Regions from separate parts of the Homo sapiens genome. Here all the other regions are linked to region 2. A link is a contact called in ENCODE Hi-C or POLR2A ChIA-PET data. All regions are on one chromosome and are shown on one strand. Each heading gives the region's core, a stretch centred on a gene start or an enhancer-like site at or near the end of the contact. The rest is flanking DNA. Distances are from core to core; before and after follow the strand shown. Region 1 has its middle 11 kb from the start of HS3ST6. Region 2 holds the start of CRAMP1 (cramped chromatin regulator 1). Region 3 holds the start of ZNF598 (zinc finger protein 598, E3 ubiquitin ligase).

Region 1 (3,390 bases), core at 349-2,848, 320 kb before region 2:
TCAGTTCCCAGGGGCAGGCAGGAGACAGTGGCCTTCCTCTATCTCAACTACAAGAGGCTTTCCTCTTTGACTAATCCACCTCAGCACAGACCCTTTACAGGTGTCGGGCTCGGGGACGGTCAGGTCTTTCTCATACCACGAGGCCATATTTCAGACTATCACATGGGGAGAAACCTTGGACAATACCCTGCTTTCAAGGGCAGAGGTCCCTGCAGCTTTCCACAGTGCATTGTGCCCCTGGTTTATTGAGACTGGAGAATGGCAATGACTTTTACCAAGTATACTGCTTGTAAGCATTTTGTTAACAAGGCACGTCCTGCACAGCCCTACATCCCTTAAACCTTGATTTCATACAGCACATGTTTTTGTGAGCTCCAGATTGGATCAAAGTGGTTGGGTCAAAGTGGCTGGGGCAAAGCTACAAATTAACAACATCTCAGCAAAGCAATTATTTAAAGTACAGGTCTTTTTCAAATGGAGTCTCTTATGTCTTCCCTTTCTACATAGACACAGTAACAGTCTGATCTCTCTTTCTTTTCCCTACACCAGCTACTCGGGAGGCTGAGGCAGGAGAATCGCTTGAACCTGGGAGGCTCAGGCTCAGCCTGGGAGGCTGAGGCTCAGGGAGGTTGTGGTGAGCCGAGATGACACCATTGTACTCCAGCCTGGGCAACAAGAGCAAATCTCCGTCTCAGGAAAAAAAAAAAAAAAAAGATGTGGTAGGGAGGTGGGGGTGGGAGGGGGCAAGTGGGCTCAGGAGGTGGGGGGGGTGCCGGCAAGCAGACTGCTTGAGTGGGGAGACGGGTGAACCGCAGGACCCCAAGGCCCCCTCACATTGAGAGTCCAGGGAGGGATGGCTGTGGGCAAGGTCTGTATGCCAGGTCACCGGAGGAGGGGGTGGTGTTTCCAGCAATGGAGCGTCTGGTGTGGAATCAGTCACCTTACCCTCCCGCTCCTGCTGGGTGATACCCCATCCTTGCGGCTGCCCCCGCGTCTTCCTTGAGGAACAGCAGACTCTGAGGGGGCAGCCCCTTCCTCCCCAGGGCACGGCCTTGCCCCTCAAGGGTTGGGTTCAGGGGCAGCGGGCAGGCCTGGGCACGGCTGGGCCGTCACCTCGGGCGAGGGATGGGGAATAAAAAGGAACTCTGTCTGAGACACCGTGATCCCTCGCCGGGGCCCAGGCCTGGCTCAGAGCAGCCACCAGGAAGCGTCTGCGGCCCGTATGGGGGAACAGACCATACTTCAGACCCTTGCTCAACCACCGCTTTCCGCTCTCTCAGTGGCAGGTGCCGCGCAGAGCCTGGCCCTGGTGGGGCTGTGGCCCCTGGTGGGGGTGGGGGCCGTGGGCAGCTCCCGGGAGGCTCCTACCCGCGGACGGGTCGGCAGGTGGGAGGAGGGGGCGTCCGGTAGGGTCGGCGAAGGCGCCGAGGCCACGTGCAAGCCCCGGCCCTCGAGGCGGCCTCCCGGGCCCGGGCGCGGGACCGTGCGCAGGACTGACCAGCAGGGGGCACGCTCGCTCGGTGCTGCCAGGCCGGGTGGTCTGCGTGCGCAGGCGCGGCGGGGGGCCTGACGGCGCTGCAGTTCCCCGGGTGGCCGCGGGGGTTGCGGCGGAGGCAGCGAGCGTCCGCGCAGAGAAACCGCCTCGGCCACGCCCGCCCTTGGGCCGGTGCTGGGGACCCAGGCCGAGGCCTCTGGTCGTCTGAGGGTGCCAGGGGCAGCTGCAGGGGGTTTGCCGGGCTTCACGAAGTGACCGCTACAGGGAGTGCAGTCGCAGCCACGGGTGCCCCTTCCAGGGTCACCGGAGGACAGAGCCAGGGGCGGGGGCGGGGGTGGCGCGGCCGGTGGGAACGGCAGGCGTGGTTGGGGGCGCGGGTGGAGGCAGGACGCCCCCAGCCCCTTCTTCAGGGCAGCTGCGTGGGACCCAGGCTGCCCGGACCTGGCCCGCCCTCAGGGCTAGATCCTAGGGTTCCACATCCCAGGCCTCTTTCCTCCGCCCACCTCTCCCCGCTACAACCCAGGCAGCTCCTGGCTGCCTTCCCCCAACCAGAGTCCTCTCTGCAAAATAATAACCAGACCAGGTCCCTCCCTCAGAGGTTCCCACAGTCCTTGCCTGCTCTGACCTAGGCTGACCCCACCTCTCCAGCTTGATTTCCTACTCCATAAATGAGATCGGTGTTGTTTATCATAATTACAGTTTGGGGTTGTTTCTTTTTTTTTTTTTTTTTGAGACGGAGTCTGGCACTGCCGCCCAGGCTGGAGTGCAGTGGCGCGATCTCGGCTCACTGCAAGCTCCGCCTCCCGGGTTCACGCCATTCTCGTGCCTCAGCCTCCCGAGTAGCTGGGACTACAGGCGCCCACCACTGCGCCCGGCTAATTTTTTTGTATTTTTGGTAGAGCCGGGGTTTCACTGTGTTAGCCAGGATGGTCTCGATCTCCTGACCTCATGATCCGCCCAGCAGGGCCTCCCAAAGTGCTGGGATTACAGGCATGAGCTACCGCGCCGGGCCTGGTTGTTTCTTCTTGAGAAGGGGGTTTCTCTGTTGCCTGGGCTGGAGTGCAGTGGCATGACCATGGATCACTGCAGCCTTGAATTCCTGGACTCAAGCGATCCTCCCAGGTCAACCTCCCGAATAGCTAGGACTACAGGTGTGCTACTACGCCCCGCTAATTTTTGTATTTTTAGTAGAGACAGGGTTTTGCCATGTTGTCCAGGCTAGTCTGGAACGCCTGGGCTCAAGTGACACTCCCGCTTTGGTCTCCCAAAGTGCTGGGATTACAGGCATGAGCCACTGTGCCTGGCTAATTTTTTAAAAAAACTTTTTGTAGAGACGTGCTCTGGCTTTGTTGCCCAGGCTGATCTTGAATTCCTGGGCTCAAGGGATCCCCCACCTCGGCTTCCCAGAATGCTGGGATTATAGGTGTGAGCTCCTCAGCCCAGTCAATTATGTTGTTGTTACTGCCCGCATCACCTGAACCCAAACCCTTTCACCTGCACCTCCAGGCAAACCAGACCCCACTCTAGAAACACATCCTTGCATTCCTAGAGTTTGTTTTTCCTTCTTCTGTTTTGTCCTTCCACACGCATCACAACCCTTCTAGAAGCTTTTCTTGGGGGCTCTGCCCCAGTGGTCCTCTCCTTCCCCCACAGCAGGGGCCTGGGTGGGCCTCCTCTGTGCATGCAGACTGGGCCCCTGTTACCCTCTTGCAGGCCTCACCCATCCTAGGTCAAGGAGCTCCTCAAAGCCATCAACCACAGCACCTTCATCTCATTCTCTCTCTCTCTTTTTTTTTTTGAGATGGAGTCTTGCTCTGTCGCCCAGGCTGGAGTGCAGTGGCACAATCTCGGCTCACTGCAACCTCCGCCTCCCAGATTCAAGCGATTCTCCTGCC
Region 2 (3,287 bases), core at 693-3,192:
AGCCCCGGCGCGGGCGCGGGTCTGGGCACGGTTGCGGGTCCGGGCCGCTGCCCCGCCCACAGCCACCTACCCGGCGGGGCCGCGGCTCATGGCCTGGCCCTGCGCGCCGGCCTCGCTCCCTGCGCCGCCTCGGCCGGCCGGGCCGCAGCCCCAGCCCTAGCCCCTCGTCCCACCCCCTCCCCGCCCCCCGAAAGGCGCGGGGCTCCCGGGCCCCGCGCACCTGCCCCACGCGCCGGCCCCCAGAGCTGGCCCTGGAGGAGGACAGAGGAGGCCGGATCCACCCCGGGACGGGAGAAGCGCGGGCTCGCCTGCCCGCACGGGGAACTCCATGGTGGCCCAATGCCGCCGGCCCGCCTGCTTATTTTAAAACACACATAAAGAATAATCAGCTCCGGGTCTCTGGGAATCTTCTTCCCAGGGTGGGAAATGTGAGCTGCTGCGGGGATTTACTAGTTAAAAATGCTTTTGCAACAAAGGAGCCTGTTGCATGGAACAGGTTGGAACCACCCGGGAAAGTGACAGCCCAGTTATGTCCGGGTCCAGGTGCAAGAAGCGGTAGAAGACAATGGTGTTAAAACTCTTGGCAACAATTAATAAAATTATTGCATCAACTTTGCTACCCACCGCCCTGTAAAATGTCAACAACAAAGTGCAGTGACTAAAAATGCTGCAGCCCAGAAAGCAGAGCCACTCAAAAATAAACTCAGACAATCAGGTACACAGCAAGAGCTGCAGCCCAGAAACAGTCCGGGACGGGCACGTGTGAGGAAGCAAAAACGCTGAAGATTAGATTCCTCAGCAGATACTGACCCTGCGTTCAACTCAACTGTTGAGAACGGGGGCATTTCCACTTCAAAGGAACACACGATCGAGGCACCAACACCAACCACGAAATACAGGGACGCGGGCGAGGACCTCTCTTTCCGAGAGATCGGGAAATGGCTTCAAAGTCGCAATGATGCCCCCACCCTGAGGTGCAGATCACACAAGGATCCGTGGCCGTTTTCTCCTGTCGGAATTGGTCTAGGGAATCTCGAGTTCATGCTAGTTTTAAAAAAAACTCTGCCAAAGAACAAAACCACCCACGACAAACACCCCAACTTAAGGGATTTCGTGGCAAGACTTCCCACTCTTCCCCCTCAACCCACCTCTTTCCACTCAAGAAACCTAAACCCCCAAAGACCTCGTCTCGGGCTGAGAACCCCGCTGCCCAGGGACCTGTCCGCCCGCAGGCCACCCGGGACCCAAGCAAAACAAACTCGGCCACCAGAGTGAACTCGCCCGCTCGCCGGGCTCCACACCCAAGACGCCGACCGAGCACGGGGAAGCGCTTTTCGCCACTGAAAGGACCGACGCCGTCCAGACTTTACCCTAAGGGCCAACAAGCAGGGGGATGGCCTCCTTTTCGCGAGAACCTCCAACGAGACCGGACTTTTCTCGGAGGCGCAGTCTCCTCCAGCCCCGTCCCGCTCCGCACCGGCTCGCGTCTCGGGATGGGGACGCAGAAGCCTCCTCGCCCTGAGGCCAGTTGTGGCTGTACCGGGCGCTGTGGAAGCGACGCCCCCCCCGCGCTCTCCCGCGCCGCCCGACAGGACCCCCCGGCCGGGCCTCGCCATGACAGCCCCGCCGCCCAGCCTTGGTCACCTTTTTCATCAACGCCGGGCGGCAGCCTGGCTTCCCGGGGCCTCCCCGGGTGCCCGCAGAACCAGCCGGGCCGGGCAGCCCCGGCCCCCGAGCGCCGGCTGCAGGGAGGCCGCAACGCCGGGCTGGTCGTCCGCCTCGGAAGCGACTGGTCGAGCGGCGCTAGCCCCGGCACGTCCCCTCCGCGGGCCGGCGCGCGGCTGCGGGGGCTGCGGACGCAGATACTGCCGCCACTCACCCTAGCGAAGCCGGCCCGCCGCCCTCAGCAGCAGTTCCGGCTACGGCGGCCGGTGGGGACCTCACGGACGGCGCGCGGGGGCGGGGCCGGGGTGCGCGGGCGCGCGGGGCGGGGCGACGAACGCGGGGGCGAGCACCCCCAATGTTTCTTCGGGCCCGTCTCCCCAAAACGGCGCTCCCATTGGCTAGCGCTGGGCGGGCGCGCTCGCACGTACGAGCCCGGTGGGCGTCGGGGGCGAGCCCGCGGCGCCAGTAGTGTTGTGACGCCAGCCTCGCGACCTTGCGGACTGTGCGTCTCTTTGGATTGGTGGACAGACAGCCAATAGGCCAGGGCCCGTGCTGTGATTGGCCGCAGCAGTGTTGACGGATACGTGAGAAGAAAACGGCGTGGTAGCTCGGAGTGTGGAATCGGGCGCGAACCTGAGTTCTGAGAAGTGTGGAAGCACGTCTGAGGCAGTTAAGCGCACCCTTTCCTGGGTGGAGTATGTGCTTCTGCGCTACGTTAGCGTAGCCGAGCGGCGCTGGGCACTTGGTCATTTTCTTCATAGCAAGAAAGCAGAGGGGTGTTTTTCAAATTCCAGTGTTTCTTTCTTTCTTTTTTTTTTTTTTTGAGACGGAGTTTCGCTCTGTCGCCCAGGCTGGAGTGCAGTGGCGCAATCTTGGCTCACTGCAAGCTCCGCCTCCCAGGTTCAAGCGATTCTCCTGCCTCAGCCTCCCGAGTAGTTGGAATTACAGGCGCGCGCCACCATACTCGCTAATTTGTGTGTTTTTAGTACATACGGGGTTTCACCATGTTGGCCAAGCTAGTCTCGAACTCCTGACCTCAAGTGATCCGCTCGTCTCAGCCTCCCAAAGTACTGGGTTTGCAGGCGTGAGCCACCGCGCCCGGCTCAAATTCCAGTGTTTCTTTTTCTTTTCTTTTTTTTTTTTTTTGACTCGCTCTGTCGCCCAGGCTGGAGTGCAGTGGCCCGATCTCGGCTCGCTGCAGTCTCCGCCTCCCGGGGCTCAGGCGATTCTCCTCCCTCAGCCTCCTGTAGCCGAGACTAGAGGCGCCACCGCGCCCGGCTAATTTTTGTAATTTTTTAGAGACAGGATCTCGCCTTGTTGCCAAGGCTGGTCTCGAACTCCTGGGCTCCAACGATCCGCCCGCCCCAGCCCCCAAGAGCTGGAAGCCCAAGCGCGAGCCCCGCGTCCGGCCGCCAGCTGCTTTCTTGGGGGCGCTCCCTGCCTCGCTTGGCTCTGTGGAGTCCGGGGCCCGGCGATGGAACAGGCCCTCAGTCACCCAACACCTCAGGACACTGCCGAGCGCATCGACTTTCCCAGAAACGCTTGACCCACGCCCTCCGCTCCGAAACTAGAAAAGCGGAGCCCAGGGAAGGCCTGGGCCGAGACCGCCGCGTGCTGGAAAG
Region 3 (2,952 bases), core at 346-2,845, 400 kb before region 2:
GCCAAGGCAGGTGGATCAAGAGGTCAGGAGATCGAGACCATCCTGGCGAACATGGTGAAATCCTGTCTCTACTAAAAATAAAAAAAAAAAATTAGCAGGGCGTGGTGGCGGGTGCCTGTAGTCCCAGCTACTCAGGAGGCTGAGGCAGGAGAATGGCGTGAACCCGGGAGGCGGAGCTTGCAGTGAGCCGAGATCACGCCACTGCACTCTAGTCGTGTGTGTTTTTTTTTTTTTTTTTGAGATGGAGTCTCGCTCTGTTGCCAAGGCTGGAGTGCAGTGGCGTGATTGTCGTGATCTCGGCTCACTGCAACCTCTGCCTCACGGTTTCAAGAGATTCTACTGCCTCAGGCTGCCGAGTAGCTGGGACTACAGGCACATGTCACCACGCCCGGCTAATTTTTGTATTTTTAGTAGAGATGGGGTTTCACCATTTTGGTCAGGCTTGTCTCCAATTCCTGACCTCAGGTGATCCCAACCTCCCAAAGTGCTGGGATTACAGGCGTGAGCCACCACGCCCGGCCTAAAAATTTTTTTTGTGGAGATGGAGCCTGACTGTGTAGGCCAGGCTGGTCTCAAATTCCCAGGCTCCAGCAATCCGGGCCACCCAGCCTCCCAAACTGCTGGGATTACAGGCTTGAGCCACTGTGCCTGACAGCTTTTTTCAAGTGGCAAAATTGGGGTTTCAAGCCCATTTGTGTCTGTTTCTAAAGTCCAAGTTCACTGGGCATGGATCACTTGAGCCCAGGAGGTTGAGGCCTCAGTGTGCTGTGATCGTACCACTGTGTTACAGCAAGAGCAAGACCCGGTCTCAAATAAAGTAAGTAAAGTTCAGGCTCATTGATACAATTTACTGCCTCTTTTCCAGTAGGGTTTAGATCTGGACCTGCCTTCTGGATGGCAGAGGGAGGGAGGTCCTGAGTGTGCCTGGCCCTCAAGGGTAGGGAGGAGGCCCTGTTACTGCAGCATCCATCCAAACACGTCCTGTGCTGGGCCCAGCGTAAAGAGGACAGGTTCCGTTCGTGCCTTCCAGAGGCCCCTTCTGGGCAGGCCTGGCGAGACTGCCCTGGGCTGCGAGATGGACGTCACCACGTGCTGCCTTTCACGTTGTCTTTCATGTAGGGATTTAAACAGGGCATTAGGGAAGTGGAGGCGGGACCACGCTTGTGTGTGTTCCAAATACCAGAGACCGGTTTCCTAATAAGGTGGCCAGATTTAGCAAATACAAATACGGCAGGTCCACTTAAATGTCAATTTCAGATAAGGAGCAGCATTTTAGTATGAGCCTAGCCCATCAATATTTGGGCTATACTTACACTAAGACATGACCCCTTGTTCATCTGAGATGCAAACCAGTTGTGCCGTGTTTCATCTGACAACGCCAGTTCGTGGAGCCCGGCGAGTGTTGACGTGACACGCGTGGCCCAGAGGAGCCCGGGGCTGGCCGCGTGGCCGCGCGGACCTTCGAGCGGTCGGCTCATGGTAGAGCGGCCTCTATCAGGGCCACCGCTCTAGCCGGCGCCGCGCTGAGGCGGAAGTCGCGACGCGCACTTGCGCCGGGCGGGCCCGTTGCTGGGTGGGGCGGTGACGTTTGCCCGGAAGGGGCGGGCCCGCCGGGAGCCAGGCCGCTCGGCGCCACGACCGGCCGAGAGGGGGGCCGGATCCCGGACCATGGCGGCGGCCGGGGGGCGCCGAGGGGCGGCGCGCGGACATGGAGGCGGAGGCGGCGGCAGCTCCTGAGCGGGGAGGCGGGAGCTGCGTGCTGTGCTGCGGAGACCTGGAGGCCACGGCGCTGGGGCCGCTGCGACCACCCGGTGTGCTACCGCTGCTCTACCAAGATGCGGGTGCTCTGCGAGCAGCGCTACTGCGCCGTGTGCCGCGAGGAGCTGCGCCAGGTGCGGGGCGCCGGGGGCGCGGCCCGGGGGCAGCGGGGCTCCCGGCGACCGGATGGGGACTTTGCCTCACTGAGGTCCGGCCGTGGGCCCGGCGGCGCCGGCTTCCGAGAGAGGCCTGGTGGGGCCACCCAGGGCGGGGTCCCGGCCGTGCGGCTGACGGCGGGGCGTTGGGGCTTGGAGGCCGGAGGCGGCCGAGCGGGTTGCAGGAGGGGGCAAGCCCTGTGGGGACAGCCTGGGGACTTCCCCCGTGTCCCGGGGGTTCCTGCCGGGCCTCAGGAAGGGTCCTGATCAGATGGAGAACTCGGTGACCTGCTCGTCTTCAGGAGTTTATTTTCCAGGGTCCTCCATTCGAGGAAACAAGGCAAGGGGGACTCTGCGGAGGCCATCCGTCCTGGAAGCAGGGCGTCAAACTCTGGGCATTCTCAGCCCAGCTGTGTTTCTGGGCCCCCATTGGATGACCCTGAGCAAACTCCTTCCGAGACTGACGTTTTCCTCTGTGGAGTGGAGGTGACACTAGCCTCGGAAGGAGACCTGCCCGTCGGAGGGGAAGGCCCCCTCGCGCTTCTTGGCGGGAAGGGAGAAAAGTGTTAGGAAGTTGTCCTCCTCCTCGCCGCCGCCCCCCGCCTTTGGCGCTCATCTCCGCAGTGAATGGGAGACGTTTTTGACTGTACAGACTTGGAAGCCGTGGAGGGGTCAGAGGGTACCATGCAGCGTTCCTCCACCCTCACTGCACTGCCAGCTGCTGGCTGTGGGCACCTGGCTGGAGCCCGTTGGTTTGCTGAGCTTAGAGATTTGTTTGCTTCCAGCATTGTGAAATTCCCCCGGTTTGTTCATAGAAGGCTTCGGCTGGTGACATCTGCCAGGAATCTAACTTTCTTCTCCCCAGAAGTGATGCAGAGCAGTATTGAGGTGTAGGTTCTTTCTTTTTTTCCTTTTCTTTCTTTAAGTAGACGTTTACATCAAAGGAGTTGAAGAGATGCTGCAATTCTCTGAGCAATTTGTGGGCTTATAGTCTGTGCCCTTTTTGGAAAAAGACATTTGGAGATTCTATCAGTCTGTC

Evidence for each region. Hi-C counts contacts between places; a loop is a spot of excess contacts on that map. ChIA-PET counts read pairs that join two places held with the same protein, here RNA polymerase II (POLR2A). Pooled maps may share reads with other maps.
Region 1: a map of psoas muscle shows a loop between it and region 2 (2.6-fold over the local background). The contact joins the enhancer-like site here to the promoter of CRAMP1 in region 2. A Hi-C loop is called at or near these places in 1 of 168 maps with a recorded cell type or tissue (psoas muscle) and 10 of 50 pooled maps. POLR2A ChIA-PET finds 5 or more read pairs at or near these places in 1 of 52 experiments (activated B cell).
Region 3: a loop to region 2 is called in a pooled map, with 15 times the contacts of the local background. The contact joins the promoter of ZNF598 here to the promoter of CRAMP1 in region 2. A Hi-C loop is called at or near these places in 5 of 37 single-sample maps with no recorded cell type and 7 of 50 pooled maps. POLR2A ChIA-PET finds 5 or more read pairs at or near these places in 3 of 52 experiments (K562, activated B cell and activated T-cell).

The regions. Positions count from the first base shown.
Region 1 is chr16:1,927,984-1,931,373 of GRCh38, reverse strand. No RefSeq gene overlaps it. Among named protein-coding and RNA genes, the nearest start is that of HS3ST6, 11 kb to the right of the region's middle. Within about 2 kb of position 1,598, at least 21 of the 41 ENCODE cell types and tissues checked have a DNase peak (open chromatin) inside an H3K27ac peak, as active enhancers do; they include psoas muscle, where a contact is called at or near this core.
Region 2 is chr16:1,611,015-1,614,301 of GRCh38, reverse strand. It overlaps CRAMP1 (cramped chromatin regulator 1), which reads right to left and starts at 1,942. Exons shown (of 21, transcript NM_020825.4): 1 at 1,645-1,942. IFT140 (intraflagellar transport 140) reads left to right here and starts at 2,230. Exons shown (of 31, transcript NM_014714.4): 1 at 2,230-2,334. RefSeq lists enhancers at 1,046-1,546, 1,547-2,047, 2,436-2,495 and silencers at 1,426-1,585, 1,616-1,735, 1,756-2,285.
Region 3 is chr16:2,008,464-2,011,415 of GRCh38, reverse strand. ZNF598 (zinc finger protein 598, E3 ubiquitin ligase) reads left to right here and starts at 1,595. Exons shown (of 14, transcript NM_178167.5): 1 at 1,595-1,678; 2 at 1,680-1,791; 3 at 1,793-1,892. The coding sequence starts at 1,669. LOC124903626 (a long non-coding RNA gene) reads right to left here and starts at 1,531. Exons shown (of 2, transcript XR_007064941.1): 1 at 1,314-1,531; 2 at 828-1,108. RefSeq lists enhancers at 1,237-1,396, 921-1,869 and silencers at 1,477-1,696, 1,787-2,216, 2,227-2,296.